2 separate regions of the Homo sapiens genome follow, and region 2 is linked to region 1. Evidence: chromatin loops called from intact Hi-C (ENCODE). Cell type or tissue: K562. All regions are shown on one strand. Each heading gives the region's core, and the rest is flanking DNA. Links, peaks and the distances in the headings are about the cores only. Region 1 holds the start of TEPSIN-AS1 (TEPSIN antisense RNA 1). Region 2 holds the start of LOC124904078 (a long non-coding RNA gene).

Region 1 (9,348 bases), core at 597-8,596:
GACTGCAGTGAGCTGTGATTGCACCACTGCACTAGGTGACAGAGCTAGAGTGCAGTGGCACAATCATGGCTCACTGCAGCCTTGACCTCTGGAGTTCAAGCAATCCTCCCGCCTCAGCCACCTGGGTAGCTGCGACCATGCCTGGCTAATTTAAATTTTTTTTTTTTTTTTTTTTGTAGAAACGGGGTCTTGCTATGTTGCCTAGGCTTGAAATCTTTAAACAATATAACAGAAATCATATAAAATATGTTCTCTGACTATATCAGAATTAAATCATAACACAATATGCTTTAAAATAACCCATTGGACAAAACGGAAGTCTCAAGATAAATTTGAAAATATTTTGAGCTGAATAACAATTTAAATGTACCAAAATTCATAGGATGCAGCCAAAGCAGTGTTCACAGGAATGTTTATAGCATTACAAGGCTCACATTAGAAAATAAAGGACATGATAAATAATCTAAGCTTCCACCTTAAGAAACTGAAAAAGGCTGGGCGCTGTGGCTCATGTTTGTAATCCCAGTGCTTTGGGAGGCCGAGGAGGGTGGATCACAAGGTCAGGAGATCGAGACCATCCTGGCTAACATGGTGAAACCCAATCTCTACCAAAATACAAAACATTAGCCGGGCATGGTGGCATGAGCCTGTAATCAATCCCAGCTACTCGGGAGGCTGAGGCAGGGGAATCGCTTGAACCCGGGAGGCAGAGGTTGCACTGAGCCCAGATTGCGCCACTGCACTCCAGCCTGGGTGACAGAGTGAGACTCTGTCTCAAAAAAAAAAAAAAAAAAAAAAAAAGAAACTGAAAAAATAAAAATAAGCCCAAAGCAGAAGAAAGGAAATAATAAAGAACAGAAATTAGTGAACTAGGAAACTGAAAAACAGAAATTAGTGAAGTACAAAAAAAAAACACCAAAGTTTGTTCTTTGAAGTAACTAATAACATTAATAAACTGTCTGACCAAGAAAAAGGGAAAACAAGTGACCAATATTAGGCATGAAAGGAAGAGTGTGATAGTGTGACTACAGCCCCACAGGCATGACAGGAAGAGTGATAGTGTGACTACAGCCCCACAGGCATGACAGGAAGAGTGATAGTGTGACTACAGCCCCACAGGCATGACAGGAAGAGTGTGATAGTGTGACTACAGCCCCACAGGCATGAACGGAAGAATAAAGGACTACTACAAAAAACGGAATCACAAATTCAGCAACTGATATAAAATGGACCAATCCCCTGAAGACACAAACTGCTGAAATTAGAAATAGATAACCCAAATAGTCTATTATTTATTGAAGAAACTGAATTTCATAGTTTAAAACCTTGCCATTAAGAAGGTGAACTGCAAGGACAGTGCCAGTGGGAAGTTCTACCAAACGTTTCAGGAACACCGCCTGTCCCTCCTTTGAGGAAAGCAGTCCTCTGTGTGTGCCCCTTATTGATGGTATTTTCATTAAAATGCACATACACAAAAAAAGAAAAATAAGCGGCCCAGGTTCATGTAAACAGTAGTGTTTATTCAGAAAGCATAAACCCCAGCGCTCTTGGAAGGTTTTTCTGAGATGGACCAGAGGCTCCAATCAGAGGCTTCGTGTGTAGGAAGCAATTACAGCCTAAAGGAGCAGGTGAGAGCCAGGGAAGGATCACGTAGGGATCTGAGACTTGAAATGGCCTCAGGCCAGACAGCACAAGGCAGCCCGGACAAGACACCCTCAACCCACATGCACCAAACCCAGCCTCAGCACCTAGCCCACCCCGATGGGACGGGGGAGCAGTGGCTTGTTGCTGCTCATGACCTCCTGGGGAAGGAGGGAGCTGAGATCAAAATGAAATAAGGAACCTGGTAGTCGCTTCCGCATTCATACAAGAAACCTCATGTCTGAGAGCAAGACAGGCAGGGACTGCCCCCTGAGAGCCCTGAGATCGACATTTCTGAAGCCCTGCCACCTGCCATCCCTCGTAGGGATTCAAGTCCAAATAGCCAGAGCCTCTGGCAGAGGAGATGGGGGAAACTGAGGTAGCCCTAGGGTCGTCCTCTCAAGTCAAGCTGCCTGGAGACTGTAGCAGCTACGGTTGAGGCTGCTCAGGAAGCACAGACCGCCCCAGACAGCAGCTGAAGCTGAAGACTCCAGGGCCAGGCCATCGGGTCAGGCGTTCAGGAACGCGAAAGCTGACGGCTCTGAGCCAGGAGGCTCTTTGGCTGCTGTCCTCTGGGACGATGTTTGGGGGGCGCGGGGAGCATCAGGACAGGACTCTCCCGCAGCAGCCCCAGCCCCCACCAGGCGGGGACAGGCCACCAGCTCCATGCCAGCAAACAAGGAGTCGCGGCTCCACGCACAGCTGCTGGGGCCTCTCTTTGGGCTGTCCGTGCCCCCTGGGATCCGTTCAGGTCTCCACCGCCTGCTTTCTGCCAGTCTGGCCTCGGCCTCGCTGGGGTCTCCGGGGGCTGGAATGGGGGAGGCATCTGGGGGTGGGGTGGGCACAGGGCTGGACGGCATCCCAGATGAGGGAGCAGGGCTCCGGGACGAGACCGGGGTTGAACTCAGAGGCTGCAGGAAGACCTGGCTCCCAGGGAGAGGCACAGCGTCGGTCAGCAGGTCAGATGGGCCTGGGAGGGCGGCTGTGGGGCCAGGCTCAGCTGAGGTGCCCCGGGCAGGGGACAGCTGCCCACAGGAGGCCTCAAAGTGCCTCAGGATCTGAAAGAGGAAGGAGGAACCAGGGAGGTTCCTATGCAACCCTGGGAAATGTGGGGACCAGGGCCCGCTTCTCCCTAGGACCTCCTCAGTCCCTCCACCCAGAGGGCAGGGCCACCTCTGGGCAGGACACCGGCTGCTGGGAGGGGCTGGGGCAGTGCACCCAGTTGTCATCCCACCGAGAGCAGCTGCTGGGCTGGTGCTGGCGACACGGGGCAGGTGTCACATACACACCTCGAATCTTGCTCCTTTACTCACTACTAGACAAATGGACACCCTCCCCGTCATAACCCGCCAGGCACTGCCGGAGGGAGTGAACACGTGGCCTGGCACATCTGGGCATTTCCAACTGTTGGACGCAGGGTTCTTCCAGCATGCCCGTTTTAGAAACCCCACTATGAGGTTCGCCTGCGGTGGTGCGAACCCCAGGCTCACTCGTCGCTCTGACTGAAAGGTGAGCTAGCAGATGGCCAATGACAGTTAAGGATGACTTGGGGATGGGTGACTGAGGACCTGTGTTTCCAGCAGCCAGGGAGAAAACAGGAAGAAAGAAGCTGGGAATGCCCACAGGCAGAGGGAAGGTGCCAGGGCCTGGCGGCCGGGAGAGGCCTCCCCGTGTGATTCCAGTGGCCGCCAGGCAGTTCAGAGTGTTCAAGTGCACAGAGATGAATGGAACCATTTCTGCCCTCCGGAGCTTGGGAGTTGAGCATGAGCTGTGTCATGGGTGGCAAACTGCATGTGCAGTCAGGGAGGGCTTCCTGGAAGAGGTAAGTGTGAGGCCAAGACACAAGGGCAGGAACATTAAGGCAGCGGAGTCTGGGGGCTTCCAGGAATAGGTAGAGGCCAGTGTACTGTGAGTGCTGCAGAGTTTGGGTGGAAGGCGGGAAGGCAATGGGGAGGTGAGGACCCTGACTTGCTGCTGCTCCCTCTGCCAGCGGGACAGGGACTTGAGAGGGGGTCCGGGAAGGGCTGACCAGGCGCCGGGCAGGGACGGGGTGGCCGTGGACTGCAGCGTATCTCCCACTGTACCCTTGGACCCCGGTGTGCGTGTGGCCTCCGCAGCTGCCCACCTTGGTGGCCTTGTTGGTCACAGGTCCCGGGCTGCCCATGCTGAGCTCCTGCAGCCACGGCCGGGTGCGGAGGAGGATGTGCTCCTGGGGGAGGAGGTCGCTGCTCCCCAGGGAGGCGATGGCACACAGCGCCCTCTGCGGGTGAAGGGAGGGGACATCAGCACCCATGGGGCAGCAGGTCCACGCCAGGGAGGCCTATTTGGCCATCTCTCTCCCTCTTCTTCCTCCTCATCAATGACTGGAGTGCCAGGAGGCCCCAGAGACAGCTCCACCACAGCCCTGTCCTCACCGCCTTACACCCCGGATCCCAGACACCACAGCCCTGTCCTCACCACCTTACACCCCCGCTCCCAGACACCAGAGCCCTGTCTTCACCGCCTTACACCCCAGCTCCCGGACACCAGAGCCATGTCCTCCCCGGCTCCTGGACAGACCCCAGCGAGAAGCACGTGACCTGCTGCCCCGATTGCCTTACCTTCATTCCTCCGCACGCCCCCCGACACACGCACACACGTGTCCACACTTTCATGTGCATGCACACACACACAGGCACATACATACACAACCACACACATGCAGTCATGTACACACACACACAGATGTGTGCATACCACACACGTGCACAAGTGTGTACACACCGCACACATGCACGAGTGTGTACACACACAGGCATACATACACAGGCATACACACCCACACGCACACACACAGGCATGTGCGCACGCACAGCCACACAGAGGAATGTTCACACACAGGTGTGCACACAGGCACACGTGCACACACACGCACACGCACACACACGCACACAGGCACATGCACACAGTCACGCCCTCCCGCCCGCGTGTGCAGCTCACCAGCTGCGTGCATTCACTGGTCCCACGCAGGTGGCAGGTCAGCAGCTGCAGCACGGCCTCACAGTTGAGCAGTCCACACCTGCACAGAGGGGACACCTGGGTGGCGGGTGCGGCCCGTTCCCTCCTCCCTCGCCCACGGTTGGGGCTGAGGCAGAGCAGGGCGGGTCCGGGCGCACTCACGCTTTGATGAAGTGCTGTGCCTCCTCGCGGCTCAGGAAGGCGCGTGGTCCCCGAGTCACAGTCCTCACCAAGCTCAACTCCTGCTGACAGTCACTCAGGGCCACCACCTCGACCCTGCCAGGGGGAATGGCCGGGTCAAGGGTGAGTGGAGGCCATGCCCCCACTCCTGTCTCGCATGGGGGAGAACCTGGAGAGCAGGAGCCGCGCTGGGAGGGGGACAGTGTGGTGCCTCCGAGACCTCTCCCACATATCTGGCAGCTCCCGCTCACCTTTCTGCCAGGTCACCCGGCTCCCGGCTGGCCCCTGAATGGCTGTCGCTGCCGGAATGACTGCCCGAGTCCGAGACCCTGCTCAGGTCGCTGTTCTGGGAGGAATTCTGAGAGCTGGGGCCGCTGTCCAGCTCATCCCAGCCCCCTCCGGCCTGCCCAGGCTGATGCCTCACAGCTGGAGGAAACAGGACAGCCGGTGAGATCCCTGGGGCTTCAGGCCAGCCCCATGCCCACCTCCCGGGGCCCTGGACCAGGAGGCCTCGGGGGCTGAGTCCTGAGCTGAGGATGGGTGGCCACCTTGGCTCCAGCTTCAGCAAACACCAGCCCCATGGGCATGTGCTTCCGCCGCGGGTCCCACCCCTCCTGCTGTGTGGGAGGCCCTGGGATTTGCCTCCGTGGCCGCAAAGCCCCAGCGGTGACAGGAAGGAGTGACCCAGACCCCAAGGGGAGGAGCCCTCGCCTCGATACCTCGGGGACCTGGAATGGCCCCGGGGAGTAGGTTCCCCAGGGTTGGGGGACCGTGGCTGGCTGAAGGCATCATGGCAGGCTGGTAGGTGTCACCCCGCGGCAGGAGCCTCCGGGTACTGGGACTCTCGGGCCCGGGGCGCATGGCGCTGGCCACCACCTCTGCGGCCTTCTGGATGGTGGAGAGGAAGGCTTCGCCTGCCGAGCCTGTACCCGAGGAGAGGGAGATGGGACGGCCGCCCAGTGCGGCCCCCACCCGCGTTCTCTGGGAGCAGGGTGCCCGCATCGGCTCCCTGCTCAAGCTTGGAGAGGTCGGGGTACATGCTGCAGGTAGGGAGGCCTCCTGGTGGGCCCCAGGCCCTCTGGAAGCTCCCAGTGGACTCCGCTTTGGCATTCCCACTCCCAGTGGGCCTGGACACCAAAGCTCACTGCAGAGTTATGCCTCCGTCCCTCTGTCCTCTGGGGGTGAAGGTGTCCTAAGGGGCTTGGGCTTGGCCTTGGCTCAGGGAGGGTGTGTCCAGGGCTCGGGGAGGGGCCGGCCTTTCCTGTGTGAGTTCCCTGTAGAAGCTGCCCCGACACCAAAGTGTCGGCAGGAGCCCCAGGCTGTGCGCAGGACGGCGTGACACAGCCTAACGGTGAGCAGCTACACACCGCCCAGGGCCCGGCAGCAGGGCACAGCTGGGCTGGGGGCTGGGTCCCAGCCGCAGGCAGTGGTGCCACCTGTGGCTCTCCTGGCGCTGGTGAGCAGTTGTCCACTGGTACTGCCCCACCTCATAACAGCTCCACACGGGACTGCCTGAGTCACCTGCACCACAGCCAGGGGCACAGCCCTCGGCCCCTCTCAGAGTGGGACTCACCCCTGCCACGGGGCCCAGCCCTGACTTCTTGCTCGGCCTGGTTTCTCTCATCTGTCCATAAAGCAGCCCTGGCCACACCTGCCCCACCCCCACGTCAGCAGCCAGAGAGAGACAGTGGGGACAGCCCCAGGAAGGGTTGAGGCCATGTAGGGGAGGGGACGGGGGACAGCAGCTACTAGATGGGGCGGCATGGTCCGGCCCCCACCACCTCCTCATCCCCACACCCTGAGATGCCAGAGCCCATGCAGGCCCTCCCCACTCACCCGTGCGGCCGTGTTCCTTGCTGTAGCCGAAACCCTGGAGGGTGCTGTGCGGCCTGGCCTGGGAGCCCATGCCTGCAGAGGGTCCTCCGTTAGCAGCAAGCCGGCCCCCACCCTCGGCCCTGCCCACGGATGGCACAGACACCCAGGACACTCAAGGAGGCAGAAACCAGGTGCCAGAGCTGGACACGGTCCCCTCAGTCACCTACCTGTGGCAGGCGGGGTCCCCAGAGGCTGGGAGGGAGCCAGCGGCAACACGGTGTCCGAGAACAGGGTGCTCCCCAAGTCCTACAGGGGGAGGCGAAGGCCCTCAGTGTCCTCACACCAGGGCCTGCTGTACTCACCCTGCCACCCATATCAGCTCCGTTCTGTCCCCCGGACACTTCTCCTGAGCCACTCAGCTGGACACAGGCTCTGTGTCCACCAGCAAGGAGCAGAGGCAGGGGTCCCGGATGGGAGAACTGCAAACCCCCCAGCTGACATCCTGGCCCCAATCCCACCCCTCTACAGGAGGAGGGGCACCCCGCAGAGCGACACTGCTCCTGGGCTCACCTGCGCGGCCGCGCGAACCTTCTGGTACAAGCTGTTCCCGTGCAGAGGATCTGGGGGCCCTGCAAAAGCTGCAGAACAGAAAAGGCAAGTCGGGGGCAGGGCTGAGCCTGGCACCGCTGCTCCCTGTGGAGCACGGTGCCCTGGGCCCACTCCAGGGTGGCAAGTTCCTGCCACCAAGGCCCTTCTGTCACAGCCAATGGGATGCCCTCCTCCAGGACCCTGCAGAGGCCACACCTGAGCAGACCCTCAGCTCCCCCTCACCCATGCCCCACAGAGGCGAGACTCTCTCCACAGCAACCACCTCGTCTCCCCCAGGGTCGGCAACCCCTGGTGCCTGAGCGGGTGTGGCCTCCCCGAAGCCCACTCTCCCTGCCCCAGGTGCACCAGGGACCCCTCAGAGGCTTCCGGGGCCTGGAGGGAGAAACCAGCGTTCTTATCACAGCCTGAAAGCTCCACCTAGCCCCACCCAACCCCAGTCTCAGCCGCCTCGAGCTCCCCTGCTCTGAGAGTTCCTGTCATGATGAACTGGGGCTTCTTTCCTTAAATCTTCCGGCCCCAGGGCCCCCCAAGCCTACACCTGGGGCCGCGGCATCCTTTCAGGGCTCAGGCTGAGAGCTGTGCCTCTGAGAACCCCTCGAGAGCCTCTGTCACAGGCGAATCCACTCACGCCCCTCGGCCGTCTACCTCCACCCTGGCAGGCTGGTCCCGTGATTCGGAGACGATGCTCCTGGCTGTCCCTGGGCCCAGGGCTGGCGGCCACAAGCTGAGTCAATGGCTGGATGAACTGACACCCTGAGGCTGCCATCTTCCCTGCAGGAGCCCAGGGCACCCACCTGCCACCCCACGCTGCCCCTGCTCTGTGACAGAGCAGGAGCATCACCATCTTGGACAAGCCCCTCATTCTAAAGTTCACCTTAACCAAAAACTGCCTAAATCCATAGGGCATCAGCCTAATGGCTAAGGTCAGCACGACCATGAACCACAAATAACATCTCCAACCAGAAACATTCCAAACTCCTCCCCAACCAGAGACATGCTAGCCCCAAGATAACCCTTCTCCAGCCGGGAAGATGCCAGCTTCGAGAAAACCCACCTCCAGGCTGAAAAGATGCCTGCCCCAAGATAACCTTCCCTCCTTCCAACCCTGCCATAAACTTCTCCACACACATAAACATTCCGAGCTTCTGATAAGCCCTCTCATCCTAAAACCAACATTCAGTCTGTAAGATAAAGTGCTCCTGACCGCAATCGGCTGGGGGTGCCTCTCAGGTTTTAACTAAAGAAAATCTGTCTGTAACTGCCAGCTGCGTTTTCTTTCCTCTTTCTGACGCTCTGCGCGCGTGGGGCAGGCCATCCTCACTGCACACCCACCACCTGGAGCAGGGCGCCCCGTCTCTCACGTGTGGCATCTGGCACCCACTTTCCTCACAGGGCCTGTCCTGACACCTCCCACAGCCTGTGTGTCACCCAGGGCCAGTGTCCAGGCACGGCAGGCAACAGCCATCATCCATAGCTGCCTCTGCACAGGAGAGACTCTGGTGCCGACAAGAACCCAGGGTCTGAAGAAGAGCCTTTCCCATCCTCAGGTCCTGCTGTGCCCCATCCCCCTACCTGCTGCAGCCCCCACCCCAGGGCGTGTCCCCGAGACCACTGAGGCCACGACGTACATGCACCAACCACAGCCACGGGAGTGGCCTGGAGCCCGGGGCCCTCTGGCCCGCTGAATGGTGAGGATAAATGGCTGGTGCTGCCTTGGCCCCAAAGCTGTGAGGAGCTCTGTGAGGATGGCGAGAGCACCCCCGCACTGCCGTCCCCTCAGGGGCATCTACTGCCTAAGTCATGTGTCACAACTGTCTATGGCGGCCCAGGGCACTGGCCCCTGCGGAACACCTAGAGCTGCATGCCCACTTGCCATAAAGTGGGACAACACTGGTTTCGACACCGGTTTTGGGGTGAGCCCAGTGGATGGTACACCCTGAGGTCTCCACAAGCAAGCAGTGGCACGAGACAGACTCAGTCTCCCTCCCCAGAATTCCCCACTCAGGGGCTGGGGTGGGGTCCAGACATGGTGCGCCCAGTGACCACCTGGAGCCAGGCCTCCCTCCACCCCATGGAAGATCTCAGGCCAAGCCCCCACAAGTCCTC
Region 2 (15,736 bases), core at 4,239-12,238, 210 kb before region 1:
CCAGTAAACCAAAGCTGTGGAGGTGGCCCCTGTGGGGAAGCCGTTTCCTGGTTTTATCTTCCCTTTTCTCTCGTAGCTTTGCCCCAGGATGGGCCTCAGTTACGGAACTGCACAGAAACACGGAAAGCTAAAACTCCCATAGAAACCTTGTCCTTTTGGCAAGAGAAATTGTGAACAGGGGCCACTGAGGTCCAGAAAGCGTGTGGTGGGGGAATCCCAGAAGGGAGCGAGTGGGAGAAAGAGGCCTTGGGACTCTGAGGAGGAACCAGCAGCAGCCCCGGCTCCCCCACCCGAGCTGCACCTGTGTGGGGTGCACTCAGAGAAGCAACAGGAATTGGCTTTGAAAGTGGAACCTCGACTGGAGCAGAGGCAGCAGAACTTTGTGGTTGGAACTAACCAGGTTGATGGGCATTTAAAAAAAAAAAAAATCAACATTCTCCAGCGGATTGTTGCGGAGTCCACCCAGCATAACCGTCAAAATGTCCAGTTCATGGCCGGGCGTGGTGCCCACAGCTGTGATCCCAGCACTTTGAGAGGCGGAGGCGGGCAAATCGCTTGAGCCCAGGAGTTCGAGACCAGCCTGGGTAACCTGACAAAAATCAGTTTCTACCAAAAAATACAAAAATAAGCTGGGCGTGGTGGCATGTGCCTGTATTCCCGCTACTTGGGAGGCTGAGGTGGAAGGATTGCTTGAGCCTGGTATGCAGAGGTTGTAGTGAGCTGAGATTGCACCACTGCACTCCAGCCTGGGTGACAGAGCCAGACCTGGTCTCAAAATTTTTTTAAAAAGCCCAATTCATAATCCCAAATTATGTGACATATAAAAAATCATGAGAATGTGACCAGTTTCCAAAGGAAAAGTGATACAGTTTGGATATTTTTCCTGCCCAAATCCCATGTTGAATTGTAATCCCCAGTGCTGGAGGTGGGGCCTGGTAGGAGGTGACTGGATCATGGGAACGGGTCTCTCATGAATGGCTTGGGCCACCCCCTTGGTGATAAGTGAATTCTTGCTCTGAGTTTACATGAGATCTGGTCATTTCAAAGTGTGTGGCACCTCTTCCCTGCTCCTCCTCTGCCTTCCACCATGATTGGAAGCTTCCTGAGGCCTCCTCAGAAGCAGATGCTGCGATGCTTCCTGTACAGCTGTAGAACCATGAGCCAGTTAAACTTATTTTTCTTATAAATTATCCAGTCTTAGATATTTCTCTTTTTTTTTTTTTTTTTTGAAACAGTCTCGCTCTGTTGCCCGGGCTGGAGTGCAGTGGCCTGATCTCGGCTCACTGCAAGTTCCACCTCCTGGGTTCACGCCATTCTCCTGCCTCAGCCTCCCAACTAGCTGGGATTACAGGCACCTGCCACCACGCCCAGCGAATTTTTTGTATTTTTAGTAGAGACAGGGTTTCATTGTATTAGCCAAGATGGTCTCAATCTCCTGACCTCGTGATCCGCCTGCCTCAGCCTCCCAAAGTGCTGGGATTACAGGCGTGAGCCACCGTGCCTGGTTGCTTAGCTATTTATAGCAATTGCACGAATGGCCTAATACAGAAAATTGGTACCAAGGAGTAAAGCATTGCTATAGATACCTGAAAATGTGGAAGCAGCTTTGGACCTGGGTAATGGGCAGAGGTTGGAAGAGTGTGGAGGGCTCAGAAGGAGACAGGATGATGAGGAAGAAGAATTTGATGAGGAAGAATTTGGAGCTTCTTAGAAACTGGTTAAATGATTGTGACCAAAATGTTCATAGTGTTGTGGACAGTAGAGGCCAGGTTGACGAGGTATCAGCTGGAAATGAGGAACTGATTGGAAACTGGAACAAAGGTCATGTGTTCTTTGCTAAGGTTTTGGCAGAGAGCATGGCTGTATTCTGTTCATGCCTCGGGATCCATGGACATTTAAACTTGAGAGTCATGAGTTAGGGTATCTGGTGGAAGAAATCCCTAAGCAGCAAAATGTTCAAAAAGTGGCATGGCTGCTTCTAACAAACTGTACTTAGATGAGGGAGCAAAGGAATGACTTAAAGTTGGAACTTATATTTAAAAGAGAAGCAGAGTGTAAAAGTTTGGAAAATTGGCTGGGTGTGGTGGCTCACACTTGTAATCCCAGCACTTTGGGAGGCCAAAGCAGATAGATACCGTGACGCCAGGAGTTCAAGACCAGCCTGGCCAACATGGCAAAACCTCATCTCTACTGTTGGGAATAACGCTCAAAATCCTAAGGTGATCGAACACTCAAACAAAGGATTCTTTTTTGTTGTTCTGTTTTGTTTTTGTTTTCGAGATGGAGTCTTGCTCTGTCACCCAGGCTGGAGTGCAGTGGCACTATCTCGGCTCACTACAAGCTCCACCTCCTGGGTTCATACCTCAGCCTCCCAAGTAGATGGGACTACAGACACCCGCCACCATGCCTGGCTAATTTTTTGTATTTTCAGTAGAGACAGGGTTTCACCGTGTTAGCCAGGATGGTCTTGATCTCCTGACCTCATGATCCGCCCACCTCAGCCTCCCAAAGTGCTGGGATTACAGGCGTGAGCCACCGCGCCCAGCCTCAAACAAAGGATTCTTAGCAAAGCAATTTTACTTCTGCGTAGACAGGTGCTTCTCCTTGGCCAGTTGCCATGAGAGCACACCTGAACAAAGGGGCATGAGGGCCTTTATTTCTGATGCAAGTCCTGTCCCTGTACCCTTTCCCCATTGGCCAGGGTTGGGTTGCACAAACTGAACTAATCCCAGTTGGGTAGACATTTGAACTTTCTTTAGATATGGTGGGCATGTAAGGGAGAGAGGGAAAGAAGAAGGGGAAGGAGCGTTTGCAATGAGCTAGAGACTAGTCTCCTTTCCAAATAAGGAAAGGAATGTGAGCTGGTACTGATAAGCCTGGTCCTGTGGCGTGTCCAGGCATCTAACAAAGGCAGAAAAGAGAAAAAGGAAAAAGGGGTGGGGGAGGTACTATGAATTAAGGAAGAAAGGATTGATCAGGCTATTTGAAGAGAAACCTCATCATATCCCACATCTACTAAAACTACAAAAATGAGCCGGGTGTGGTGGAGGGCACCTGTAATCCCAGCTACTCGGGAGGCTGAGGCAGGAAAATCACTTGAACCTGGGAGGCGGAGGTTGCAGTGAACCAAGATCACACCACTGCACTCCAGTCTGGCGACAGAATGAGACTTTGTCCGCCACGCAAAAAAAAAAAAAAAGTTTGGAAAATGCGCAGCCTGGCCATGTGGCAGAGAAAGGAAAAGCTTTTTCAGGAGAGGAATTCAAGCAGAGTGTGGAGGAACCACTTCTTAGAGATATTTGCGTGTTTGAAAATGAGCCGAGAGGTGATGACCAAGCCAATGGAATGATGACCTTCATGACAGCCCCTCCCATCACAGGCCCTGAGGCCTAGGGGAACGAAATGGTTTTGTGGGCCAGGCCCAGGGCCCCACTTCCCTATACAGCCTCAGGGCAGTGCTCCCCATATGGCATCCCAGCAGCTCCAGCTCCAGCCTCAGCTCACAGGGGCCCAGGTACAGCTCAGGCTGCCACTTTGGAGGTTGCAAGCTGTAAGCCTTGACAGCTTTCACATGGCATTAAGCCTGTGGGTGCGCAGAATGCAAGAGTGAAGGCTTGGCAGCCTCTGTCTCGATTTCAGAGGATGTATGAGAAAGCCCAAGTTCCCAGGCAGATGCCTGCTGCGGGGGGCAGAGCCCCCACAGAGAACCTTTACTAGGGCAGTGCCAAGGAGCAATGTCCACAAATCCCCAAAATCCCATCTGACTAATTGAGAGAGTTGGAGCCCCCACACAGAGTCCCCGCTGGGGCACTGCCTAGTGGAGTTGCGAGAAGGGGCCACTGCCCTCCAGAATTCAGAACGGCAAAGTCATCAGCAGCTTGCACCCTGCGGTTTCACAAGCACTCAACAACCTGTGAGAGCAGCGTTAGGGATGGAACCTGCAAAGCCCCGAGGGCGGAGCTGCCCAAGGCCTTGGGAGCCCACCCCTGGCACCAGTGTGCCCTGGATGTGGAGCATGGAGTCAAAGGAGATTGTTTTGGAGCTTTCAGATTTAACACCTGCCCTGCTGGGTTTGGAACTTCCATGGGACCTGTAGTCCCTTTCATTTGGCTGATTTCTTCCTTTTGGAATGACAGTACTTACCCAGTGCCTATATTCCTATTGTGTCTTGGAAGTAAATTACTTGTATTTTGTTTTACAGTCTCATTGGTGGAAGGGACATGCCTTGTCTCGGGGGAGACTTTGGACTTTTGAGTTAACGCTGGAATCAGTTAAGATTTTGGGGGATTCTTGGGAAGGCATGATAGTATTTTGCAATGTAGGAAGGACGTGAGATTTGGGAGGGGTCCCGGGTGGAATGATATAGTTTGGATATTTGTCCTCACCCAAATCTCATGTTGAATTGTAATCTCCAGTGTTGGAGGTGGGGCCTGGTGGGAGGTGTTTGGGTCATGGGAGCTTGGGCCATCCCTTGGTGATAAGTGAGCTGTCTCTCTGAGTTCACACGAGATCTGGTCATTTACAAGTGTGTGGCACCTCCCCCATCCCCCCACTTGCTCCTGCCTTTGCCATGTGATGTCCCTCCTCCTGCTTTGCCTTTGACCATGATTGGAAGCCTCCTGGGGCCTCTCCAGAAGCAGATGCCGCTGTGCTTCCTGTACAGCCTGCTGAACCACGAACCAATAAGCCTTTCTTTATAAATGACCCCGTCTCAGGTATTTCTTTATAGCAGTGCAAGAATGACCTAATACAAAAAGACAATCAACAGGCCGGGAGTGATGGCTCATTCCTGTAATCCCAGCACTTTGGGAGGCTGAGGCAGGCAGATCACTTGAGGTCAGGAGTTCAAGACCAGCCTGGTCAACATGGTGAAACCCCATCTCTACTAAAAATACAAAAATTAGTCGGGCATGGTGGCGTGCACCTGTAATCCCAGCTACTCAGGAGGCTGAGGCAGGAGAATCACTTGAACCCAGGATGGGGAGGTTGCAGTGAGCCAAGATCACACCACTGCACTCTAGCCTGGGCAGCAGAGCCAGACTGCATCTCAGAACAAACAAGTAAAAGGATGGGGAAAATATATCACAGAAACCCTAATCAAAAGAAAGATGGAGTAGTTGTGTTAATATCAGGCAATGTATATTCAAAACAAATATCAACAGGGATAATGAGAGACATTACTCAATAATAAAAGAAGGCAAAACAATCCAAATTGTGTATTCACCTAACAATAGAATTTCAAAACACATGAAGCAAAAACTAACAGAAATGAAAGGTAAAACAATTTCTTACAGTTAGAGACTTTCACCCTCCTCTTTCAGTATTTTGTTGTTGTTTTTAGTCAGGGTCTTGCTCTGTCACCCACGCTGGAGTGCAGTGGCACAAACATGGCTCACTGAAGCTTCAACCTCCTGGGCTCAAGTGATCCTTCTGCCTCAGCCTCCCGAGCAGCTGGGACTATAGGTACATGCCACCACACCTAGCTAATTTTTTTTTTTTTTGAGACAGAGTCTCGCTCTGTCGCCCAGGCTGGAGTGCAGTGGCGTGATCTCGGCTCACTGCAAGCTCCACCTCCCGGGTTCACGCCATTCTCCTGCCTCAGCCTCCTGAGTAGCTGGGACTACAGGTGCCCGCCACCTCACCCGGCTAATTTTTGGTATTTTTAGTAGAGACATGGTTTCACCGTGTTAGCCAGGATGGTCTCGATCTCCTGACCTCGTGATCCGCCCGCCTCGGCCTCCCAAAGTGCTGGGATTACAGGCGTGGGCCACCGCACCCGGCCACTAATTTTTTTATTTTTGTAGAGACGGGCTCTTGTCATGTTACCCAGGCTGGTCTTGAACTCCTGGGTTCAAGTGAACCTCCTGCTTTGGCCTCCCAAAATGCTGCGATTACAGGCATAGTCTACTGTTCCTGGCCCCTCTTTCAGTAATTGAGAGAATAAATAGAAAATCATGAAGGATATAGGACACCTGAACACTGTTAACTGGTTTGACTCAGCTGACATTTATAGAACATTCCACCCAGCAACAGCAGAATACACATTCTATTCAAGTGCATATTGGACATTTACCAAGACATATCATGTTCTGGACCATGAAATAAACCTTAACTAATTTAAAGGAATTGAACTCACACAAAGCATGTTCTCTGACCATAATATCAATCCAAAAGCCAGTAACAAAGAGCTATCTGGAAAATCCACAAATATTAAATTAACCTGTGAGTTAAATAGAAAATCACAAGGGAATTTAGAGGCTGTTTCTAACTGAAAGAAAATGAAAACTAAACATATTAACATTTATGGATTCTTGCTAAAACAGTGTTTAGAGGAAAACTTAGAATATTAAATGCTTATGTTAAGGTAGAAGAAAAGTCTGAAATCAGTTAGCTAAACTTTCACCTTAATTAATTCAAAAAAGAAGAGCAGATCCAAAGCAAGCAGGAGAAAAGAAACAATAGTGAGTGGACATCAGCAGAAATGAAAACAGAACATCAGAGAAAAATCAGTGAAAGCAAAAACTGGTTATTTGAAAATATCAATAAATTTGAAAAGCTTCAAGCTAGAGTGATCAGGAAAAAAAGAGAAGATACAAATTACAACATTAGCAATGAAAGTGGGAACACCACCCCAGACCCTATAGACATGAAAAAGATATTAAGGAAATATTACAGCTGGGCACGGTGGCTCACGCCTGTGATCCTAGCACTTTGGGAGGTCGAGGCGGGTGGATCACAAGGTCAGGAGTTTGAGACCAGCCTGGCCAAAATAGTGAAATGCCATCTCTTCTAAAAATACAAAAAAAATAGCCGGGCATGGTGGCAGACACCTGTAATCCCACTTACTTGGGAGGCTGAGGCAGAAGAATCACTTGAACACAGGACGTGGAGATTGCAGTGAGCCACGATCACGCCATTGTACTCCAGCCCGGGTGACAGAGTGAGACTCCATCTCAAAAAAAAAAAAAAAAAGAAAGAAAGAAAAAAGTAAATATGAAATATTACAAACAGTTTTATGCTCATAAATTTGACAATTTAGATTTAATGGGAAAATTCCTTGAAAGACTCAAACTGCCAAAGTTCACTCAAGATTAAATAGGTAAACCAAATTGTCATATGTCTATTAAATGCTACCAAACATTTAAGGAAGACTTAATACCAATTCTACACAAACTCTTAAAGAAAATAGAAGAGGAGAGAACACTTTGCAATTCCTTTTATGAGTTCAACATTACCTTGACCCTAAGACCACATAAGGCCATTACAAGAAAAGCAAACAGACCAATATCCCATATGAACCTAGATGCAAAATCCTCAACTCATTATTAGCAAATAATCCAGCAATATATAAAAATGAGTCTTTATCCTGAAGTAATCTATTTATTCTGGGACAAACAAAATGAGGTTTATCCTGGAAATGCAAGGTTGGTTCAACCTTCAAACATCAGTATCATTCATCGTATCAACAGACTACAAAAAAAAGAATCTTATGATATCTCAATAGATGCAGGAAAAGAATTTGACAAAATTCAACATCCGTTTGTGATAAAAACTCTTAGCAAACTATGAATAAAAAACAACTTCCTTAACTTTTCAGAAGGCATCACAAAAACCCTACAGATAACATCACACTTAATGATAAAAGATTGGATGCTTTCCCCATAAGGAAGGAAACAAGGCAAGGGCGTCTGCTGTCACCACATCTATTCAGCATCATACTGGAGGCCCCGTTCAGTGTAATAAGCAAGAAAATAATAAAATGAACACATATTGGGAAGGAATAAATACACAACTGTCTCTATTTGTGGACAGCATGACTACATAGAAAATCTCAAAGGAGTCTACTAGAACAAATTAGAACATCACAGAATACTAGGTCAGTGTACAAAATGAAATGTGTATTTCTATTTGCTAGCAAGGAACAATTGGAAACTGAAATTAACATTTTATTTATTTTTATTGACTTACATTTTTAGAGACAGAGTCTTCCTCTGTTGCCCAGGCTGAGTGCAGCGGCATGATCACAGCTCACTGCAGCCTCAAACTCCTGGGTACACGTGATCCTTTGGCCTCAGCCTCCTAAGTACAGGTATGTGCCACAATGGCCAGCTAATATCTTTTTTTAGAAACAGGGTCTCACTATGCTGCCCAGGCTGGTCTTGAACTCCTGGGCTCAAGCGATCTTCCTGCCTTGGCCTGCCAAAGTGCTAGGATTATGGATGTGAACCACTGCACCCAGCCTATTTTATTTTTATTTTTTTAGAGATAGGGTCTTGCTCTGTTGCCCAGGCCGGAGTGCAGTCATGCAACCATAGCTCATGGTAACCTCAAACTCCTGGGCTCAAGTGATCCTCCTGCCCCGGCCTCCTGAGTAAGTGAGACTACAGGCATGCACCACCATGCTCAGTGCATGCCTTTTTTTTTTTTTTTTCTTTAAGGTGAGGTCTCCCCGTGTTTCCTAGGCTGATCTGGAACTCCTGGGCTCAAGTGACCCTCCCACTTTGGCCTCCTAAAGTGCTAGGATTATAGGCATGAGCCACTGTGCGTGGCCTGAAATTAACATTTTAAACATGGGGAAACAGACTTCTACTTCCAAGTAGGATGGAGTGCAGCAGATCAAGGCTCCCACTAAGAACTAGAAAGGCCAGGCAAAAATATAAAAATCATCTCTTTAATGGCATCAGAAAGCTACAGAAGCAACAAAGACTAAAGGGGTTAAGCCTCAAAAGAGGAGGGTTCCGTAGGATAAGCAGACCATCTGCAGCCCGCAGTTCCCAAGTGCTTGTTCGTGCTGGGATTAATGACACACGGGAGATTCGAAGGGCAGCTAATCTTGGCAAGAATGAAGACGCGAAAGCTGATCTCTTCTTCAAGACTGTGGCAGGACTGGAAGCTGCGTGAAAACGCTGGTTGAAGAGCTAATTTGAAACTTCCGGAAGGCAGAGCAGAATTGTTTACCTCGCTCAGGGCTAAGGAAGGGGAGGGCTCTAGTTGTCCACAGCAAACTGTCTGTTAATTTCCTGGAGGATTAGTTCCTAGAAACAAGCAACACAGAGATAGGCTCACCGAAAGGGCAGCTTGTCCTCAGCTCAGCTCAGTCCCTGATTGGAGCGAGGAGGTCACCCTCCTTACCGAGGAAATGGGGGACCCTCTCCGCCGGCTGGAACACAGCGTCATCCAGAGCAGGCTCTGCCCATCTTTTCCTTAGCCGGGTAGTAGAAGTGGCCTCTGCCTACTGAACCGTGCTGCTGTAGGGCACACGCAGCCACAGAGCATCTGTGAACAAATGGGCATGGGTGTGTTTCAATACGCTGCGTTCACAAAAGCAGGCGGCTGCCCCCCGCTGCAGTTTGCTGACCCCGGATCTGGAGTCTCCAGGCTTCAGCGCATGACATCCAGCATTCAGAGACCACAGGGCCAAAAATCAAGAGGAAAAATAGCCCGTGGAAACGGATGCACACAAAGCCAGAGAGTGGAAGTCGCAGCAGAGAACCCCTGAACTCTCTGTGAGTTTTTGTTTAGAGTTCGAACTCTGTGCGTTTTTGTTTAGATGGAGGAAGCAAGGGAGAAAGTAGATGAAAAGGTGGAGATTTTTCAGCTGAGAACTGGAATCCATATAACACAAAACTTTTTTTTTTTTTGAGACGGAGTTTCACTCTTGTTGCCCAGGCTGGAGTGCAATGGCGCAATCTTGGCTCACCGCAACCTCCGCCTCCCAGGTTCAATCGATTCTCCTGCCTCAGCCTCCCTAGTAGCTGGGATGACAGGCATGCGCCACCATGCCTGGCTAATTTTGTATTTTTAGTAGAGACGGGGTTTCTCCATGTTGGTCAGGCTGGTCTCGAATCCCCGACCTCAGGTGATCCGCCCGCCTCAGCCTCCCAAAGTGCTGGGATTACAGGTGTGAGGCACCGCTCCCGGCTTATAACACAAAACATTTAAGAATCTGCAAACCCCAAGTTTTCCTGCCATGGCAGGTCTGAGCACAAGGCAGCCGGGAGAGGTTTAATCCTGGGTGAGTCAGGCCGAGTTCCAGTTATCACACTGAGAATCACCCAGTAAATGAAGCTGCTGTGACCAAAGTGACCAAAGGCTGTTTAGTACCTGAAGGTCTTGGGAGGCCCTGGACCTCATGGAGAGAGAACCATAGAGCGTGGGGAGGTGGGGGCAGAGGCCCCCTGGGGCTGAGCCTGTTCTGAGCAGTTCACGGGGGTCTCCTTTTTTATCCTTCTCCTGTGTGCCTGCCTGGGGGGCTTACTGTCAGCTAGCGTGTGGGGGCAAAGGGCAGACAGGTCCACACAGGTGTTCAGCCTCTTGCACAGCCCTGGGGAAGCGGGGATCTTAGATTCTCACCCCACTCCGGGGAGGCGGGAGCTCTGTATCACATGGTCACTTCTGCCCAGCGGGGCCAGTGGCTGGAGCTCAGCGAGGGGACTTGGGTGCAGGCTGCTGTGGAGGGACTGAGGACCCAGGTCTTTATCCTTGGGGCAATGGATGTCAGCACAGGGCTGCCGCAGGGGACTTCAGTCAGATCTGTACTTGGAAAACCTCACTGAGTATGGAGACGGGTTTGGACAGGCCAAGGGCTTCTGGGGATCAGGTAAGGGGCCTTTTCCCAGGTCCGGGGTGGAGGGGTCCGGGGCCCGGAGGTGGGTAGACAGATTCAGGAGCTCAAAGTTGACAAGACATGGGGGCTAGGCTGGGGGTCAGGGGAGGAGAGTGAAGGAAGAGGAAACAGAAAGGGTAACACCAAGGTTCCCAGCTGTATGTGTGGGGATACGGAGGGACCATGGCCCGAGGCTGCGACCTGGCAGGGGGTCTGCTTGGCGACTGTCAGGTAGGCGGTTGGAGCCACAGATCTGGAGGTTAGCGAAGAGGTCTGGACAATACATATTAGTGGCTGGGCACGGTGGCTCACGCCTGAAATCCCAGCACTTTGGGAGGCCGAGGCAGAAGGATCGCTTGAGCCCAGGAATTCAAGACCAGTCTGGGCAACATAGCAAGACCCTATCTCTAGAAAAAAACTTTTAAAAAAATTAGTTGGGCATGGTGGTGCACGCCTGTAGTCTCAGCTACTCAGAAGGCTTAGGCGAGAGGATTGCTTGAGCCCCGGAGGTTGAGGCTGCAGTGAGACCAGATCACGCTTGGGTGACAGAACAAGCAAGACCCTGTCTCCAAAAAAAAAAAAAGAGAGAAATACGCATATGAGAGCCATCTGAGTCTACAGGGGAGAGTGCTAAGCTCCACCCTACCTGTGCCAGGGCCCACGGCTCCTGTTGAGAAATGGCCTTAGGAGGCCTGGGGCTTACTGAGAGGGGCAAGCTCGTCTAGGAGATCCAAAGTTTAAGGACATCACCTGAAAGCAGTGTGTGCTCGCGGGCACTCAGGCGCCCGTCTGCGGTGCAATCGTGGACAGGATAGCCTGGGCTCCACCGTGCTTGGTTAAAGGGGCCGAAGGAGGCCCCAGGAGGTCAGCTCAGGGGGTTCCAGCTTGCCCCTCCTGGGGGGGGTGGTCTTCGTTGAGGTTTGGTGGAGATGCTCCTGGAGGTGCACCTTTGCTCCACAGCTGAGGCTGGGCCTCACGTTGGGAGCAGCCGGCAGCATTGAGAGCTGCATTTGGGGGGCGGGGAGGCAGTAACAGCAGCCACACCCAGGGGCAGAGCCAGCTGCACCCCAGCCAGCACAGGGCCTGCGGTTGGACTAAAGGCTGGTCCTTGGGCCAGGCTGGCTCCGGTGTTTCCCTTCAGCTCTCAGGTTCTCTCCAGCCTTTCCGGAAACCTACTCATCTCCCAGTTTCCTGCCAAGAAACCCCATTACTACTGAAGTCTCAGACTCTCGACTGCCAGGCCTGGTGGGTGAAGCTGCCTCCAGCCGGGAAGAGGCCTTGGAGGCGCCGGGAGGGCCCAGCTTCCCCGTGCCCGGCCGCGTGGCCTTGGGAAAGCCCCTCAGTGCTCCGGGCCTCCGTGTCCCTTTCCACACCATGAGGCTCCTGGCATTTCTCCTGTGGCCTGTGGGGTGTCACTGGGGCAGGAGTGGGCCGGCTCCCTGGCTCCCGGCCACCACCCCTCAGCATGGTCTGCTTGGCAGCCAGGGACAGTCTGGGCTTCCACCCAAAGCGTCTGCAGGGAGCAGGTGGGGACGTCCATCCACTGTGCTGTGTCCAACCGCGTCTGTCGTGTTTCTCCACGGAGAGCACCGGGCAGTCGAGGGGGTGCAGGGACTGCGGGGCCTCCCTACAGACACAGTCTGGGTGCCTGGCAGCTCAGGGACCTCCTTTCACACCCTCTACCACCTGCAGATGCCCCCCACATGTGTCTGTCCTCGCTGCTTCTGAAACTCCCCTTGGGCCAAAAGGTGCCCCTGGGTTGGGTCCAGGGAGGCCCCATGTAGCTGAAGGAGCTGAGATTTGGGCCAAAAACCTGCAAGGGGAAGGCAGGTGTAGGGTGTGGACTCCACGGCGTCCTCCAGGCTCACTTCCCCGATGGAAACTGAATGGGAGAACTGACATTTCTGGGAGAATTCCGGCTCCTTTGAAAAAGGCGGCACGCAGAAGACGCTCAACACCATCGCCACCAGGAAATGCAAGTCAAAACCACCAGGAGGCTGGGCGCAGTGGCTCACGTCTGTATTCCCAGCACTTTGGGAGGCCGAGGTGGGTGGATCACCTGAGGTCAGGAGTTCAAGACCAGCCTAGCCAACATGGTGAAACTCCATCTCTACTAAAAATACAAAAATTAGCCGGGCATGGTGGTGGGCACCTATAATCCCAGCTACTCTGGAGGCTGAGGTATAAGAATCGCTTGAACCCAGGAGGCAGAGGTTGCAGTGAGCCAAGATCGCAGTACTGCACTCCAGCGTGGGCGACAGAGCGAGACTCTGTCTGAAAAACAAACAAACAAAACCACCAGGAGATCTGCCTCACACCTTCAGGATGGCTAGAATTAAAAAAACAAAAACAAAAAACAGAAAACCAGTGTGGTGAAGCTGTGAGGAACTGTACCCTGGCTGGCAGGGAGGTAAAATGCTGCAGCCGCTGTGGAAACCAGTTTGACAGTTTCCCAAAAAGCTAAACATGGAATTTCCATAAGAACCAGCAACTCCACTCCTAGGTACAGACCCAAGCAAGTATCCATCCACTGCCAAATTGAGAAACCAAATGTCAGACATCCCTCCCATGGGGAGCTATCCAGCCATCAACAGGCGGGAAGTTCTGATACAGGCCACAGCGTGGATGAACCCAAGGACATCATGCTCAGTGGAAGAAGCCACATACTGTGTGGTTCCAGTCCCACGAAATGTCCAATGGGCCAGTGCCCAAGGACAGATGCAGGGGAGGGACCACCAGGGCGGGGGAGCGGCCACCAGGGCAGGGAAGGGACCACCAGGGCGGGGGAGGGACCACCAGGGCGGGGGAGTGGCCACCAGGGCGGGGGAGGGGCCACCAGGGTGGGGGAGGGGCCACCAGGGCGGGGGAGGGGCCACCAGGGCGGGGGAGGGGCCACCAGGGCGGGGGAGTGGCCACCAGGGCGGGGGAGGGGCCACCAGGGCGGGGGAGGGGCCACCAGGGTGGGGGAGGGGCCACCAGGGCAGGGGAGGGGCCACCAGGGCGGGGGAGGGGCCACCAGGGTGGGGGAGGGGCCACCAGGGCGGGGGAGGGGCCACTAGGGCCAGGGAAGAGCCAGTGATTGCCAGTGGCTGGGGTTTCCTTTTGGGGTGATGAAAATGTTTTGGGGGCCGGGCACGGTGGCTCATGTCTGTAATCCCAGAACTTTGGGAAGCTGAGGCGGGTGGATCACCTGAGGTCAGGAGTTCGAGACCAGCCTGGCCAACGTCGCGAAACCCTGTCTCTGCTAAAAATACAAAAATTAGTGGGCGTGACGGCAGGCACCTGTAATCCCAGCTACTCGGGAGGCTGAGGCAGGAGAATCGCTTGAACCCAGGAGGTGGAGGTTGCAGGGAGCCAAGATCGCGCCACTGCACTCCAGCCTGGGCGACAGAGCAAGACTCCATCTCAAAAAATGTTTTGGAACAAGGTGGAGTTGCCACTGTACATCATGAATGTGCTGAATGGCACCACATTGGACTGAACAGAACACTTTAAAATGGGTAATTTTATGTTATGTGAATTTTACCTCAATTTAAGAAAAAGATGTCGTAGGGCCGTTTGAAACGCACATCAGAAGGAGCGAATTTCCTGCAGAGCTGAGCCTCCCAGGGCGGCCACACCTTCCCCACACGTTCCCTCGGCAGGTTCCAGGCGGAACACACCGCTCGTCTGCAGGCGCTTGGTGGTGGAGCTGTTTCACACGCGGGAGCTTCTCTTCCCCGCGCCAGCCCAGGAGGAGGGTGTCACTCCTCCCTTCCAAAGACCAGCGACAGGACAGGAGAAGCTTCTGTGACTTTGCCGGGATCAGAGAGAGTCCAGGATTCCAGCCTAGTCCTATCAACCCTGTATCTTGGTGCTCCACCTGCCAACCACCCAGATGCAGGGGCCAGCACAGGACGGCCACTATCCGAGTCTGTGACCTCTCCCTTGTCCCTGATGTCACACCCCACTTGCTGTGGCCTCTCTATGCTGGTCTCCACAATGCTCAGCCGTCTTCGTCCGGGACACTGCACCCCTTCCGCCGCGCAGCCCACCAGCTACCACTCCCAGGCTGTCCACCAGGTGGCAGTGAAGGTCACCGATGTCAAGTTCGTGGCTCACCCTCCCAGCCCTGCACCCACCCTGGCTGCAGCAGAGTGGTGGGGGCCCAAGGAGCCCTCCAACCTCGTCAGGCCAGGGGGCTGGGATGCCAGGGACCACTTCTCCTGCACAGCAAAGCTTATTATAAAATCCAAATGCGGCTGGGCGTGGTGGCTCACGCCTGTAATCCCAGCACTTTGGGAGGCCGAGTTGGGCAGATCGCCTGGGGTCAGGAGTTCAAGACCAGCCTGGCCAACATGGTGAAACGCCGCCTCTACTAAAAATACAAAAATTAGCTGTGTGTGGTGGCGGGCACCTGTAATCCCAGCTACTTGGGAGGCCGAGGCAGGGGAATCGCTTGAACCTGGGAGGCAAAGGTTGCAGTGAGCCAAGATCGTGCCACTGCATTCTAGCGTGGGCGACAGAGCAAGACTGTCTCTCAAAATAAATAAATAAATAAAAATATATAAAACCCAAATGCAGCCAACACCGTGGCTCATGCCTGTAATCCCAGCATGATGGGAGGCCAAGGAAGGCAGATCACTTAAGTCCAGGAGTTTGAGACCAGCCTGGGCAACATAGCGAGACCCCATCTCTACAAAAACACAAAACCTAGCCAGGCGTGGTGGCGCGCATCTGTAGTCCCAACTACTCAGGAGACTGAGGTGGGAAGATCCCTTGAACCCAAGAGTTCAAGGCTACAGTGATCCAAGATCTAACCACTGTCCTCTAGCCTGAGCGACAGAGAGAGAGCCTGTCTCAAAACAAACAACTCCGGCCGGGTGCAGTGGCTCATGCCTGTAATCCCAGCACTCTGGGAGGCCGAGGCGGGCGGATCACGAGGTCAGGAGATCAAGACCATCCTGGCTCACATGGTGAAACCCCGTCTCTACTAAAAATACAAAAAAATTAGCCAGGCATGGTGGCAGGCGCCTGTAGTCCCAGCTACTCAGGAGGCTGAGGCAGGAGAATCGCTTGAACCCGGGAGACAGAGTTTGCAGTGAGCCAAGATCGTGCCACTGCACTCCAGCCTGGGCGACAGAGCAAGAC

Evidence for each region. A loop is a pair of places that touch in the nucleus more often than their neighbours do. Peaks named below come from ENCODE experiments on the same cell type or tissue, not always from the same donor. Only the 100,000 strongest peaks of a DNase experiment are listed, where the experiment ranks them.
Region 2: it touches region 1 in a loop (3-fold over the local background); 13 of 110 quality-filtered maps call a loop at or near these places.

The regions. Positions count from the first base shown.
Region 1 is chr17:81,226,778-81,236,125 of GRCh38, forward strand. TEPSIN (TEPSIN adaptor related protein complex 4 accessory protein) reads right to left here. Exons shown (of 13, transcript NM_001363764.2): 5 at 7,204-7,271; 6 at 6,861-6,939; 7 at 6,655-6,726; 8 at 5,538-5,741; 9 at 5,070-5,244; 10 at 4,801-4,914; 11 at 4,621-4,699; 12 at 3,767-3,901; 13 at 1,500-2,699. The coding sequence ends at 2,151. TEPSIN-AS1 (TEPSIN antisense RNA 1) reads left to right here and starts at 1,930. Exons shown (of 4, transcript NR_135654.1): 1 at 1,930-2,600; 2 at 2,961-3,150; 3 at 3,225-3,463; 4 at 5,081-5,432. It overlaps LOC124904081 (a long non-coding RNA gene), which reads left to right and starts at 6,681. Exons shown (of 2, transcript XR_007065940.1): 1 at 6,681-6,824; 2 at 7,162-8,506. In K562, for the core only: a CTCF peak has its summit at 3,902 (motif pointing left); DNase peaks (open chromatin) are centred at 3,884 and 8,425.
Region 2 is chr17:81,009,314-81,025,049 of GRCh38, forward strand. It overlaps LOC124904077 (translation initiation factor IF-2-like), which reads left to right. Exons shown (of 1, transcript XM_047437254.1): 1 at 1-4,704. LOC124904078 (a long non-coding RNA gene) reads right to left here and starts at 11,605. Exons shown (of 2, transcript XR_007065934.1): 1 at 9,133-11,605; 2 at 8,656-9,035. RefSeq lists an enhancer at 14,549-14,608. In K562, for the core only: no CTCF peak of the experiment used is centred there; DNase peaks (open chromatin) are centred at 9,048, 10,048, 10,398, 11,638 and 1 weaker place; H3K4me3 peaks cover 2,192 bases.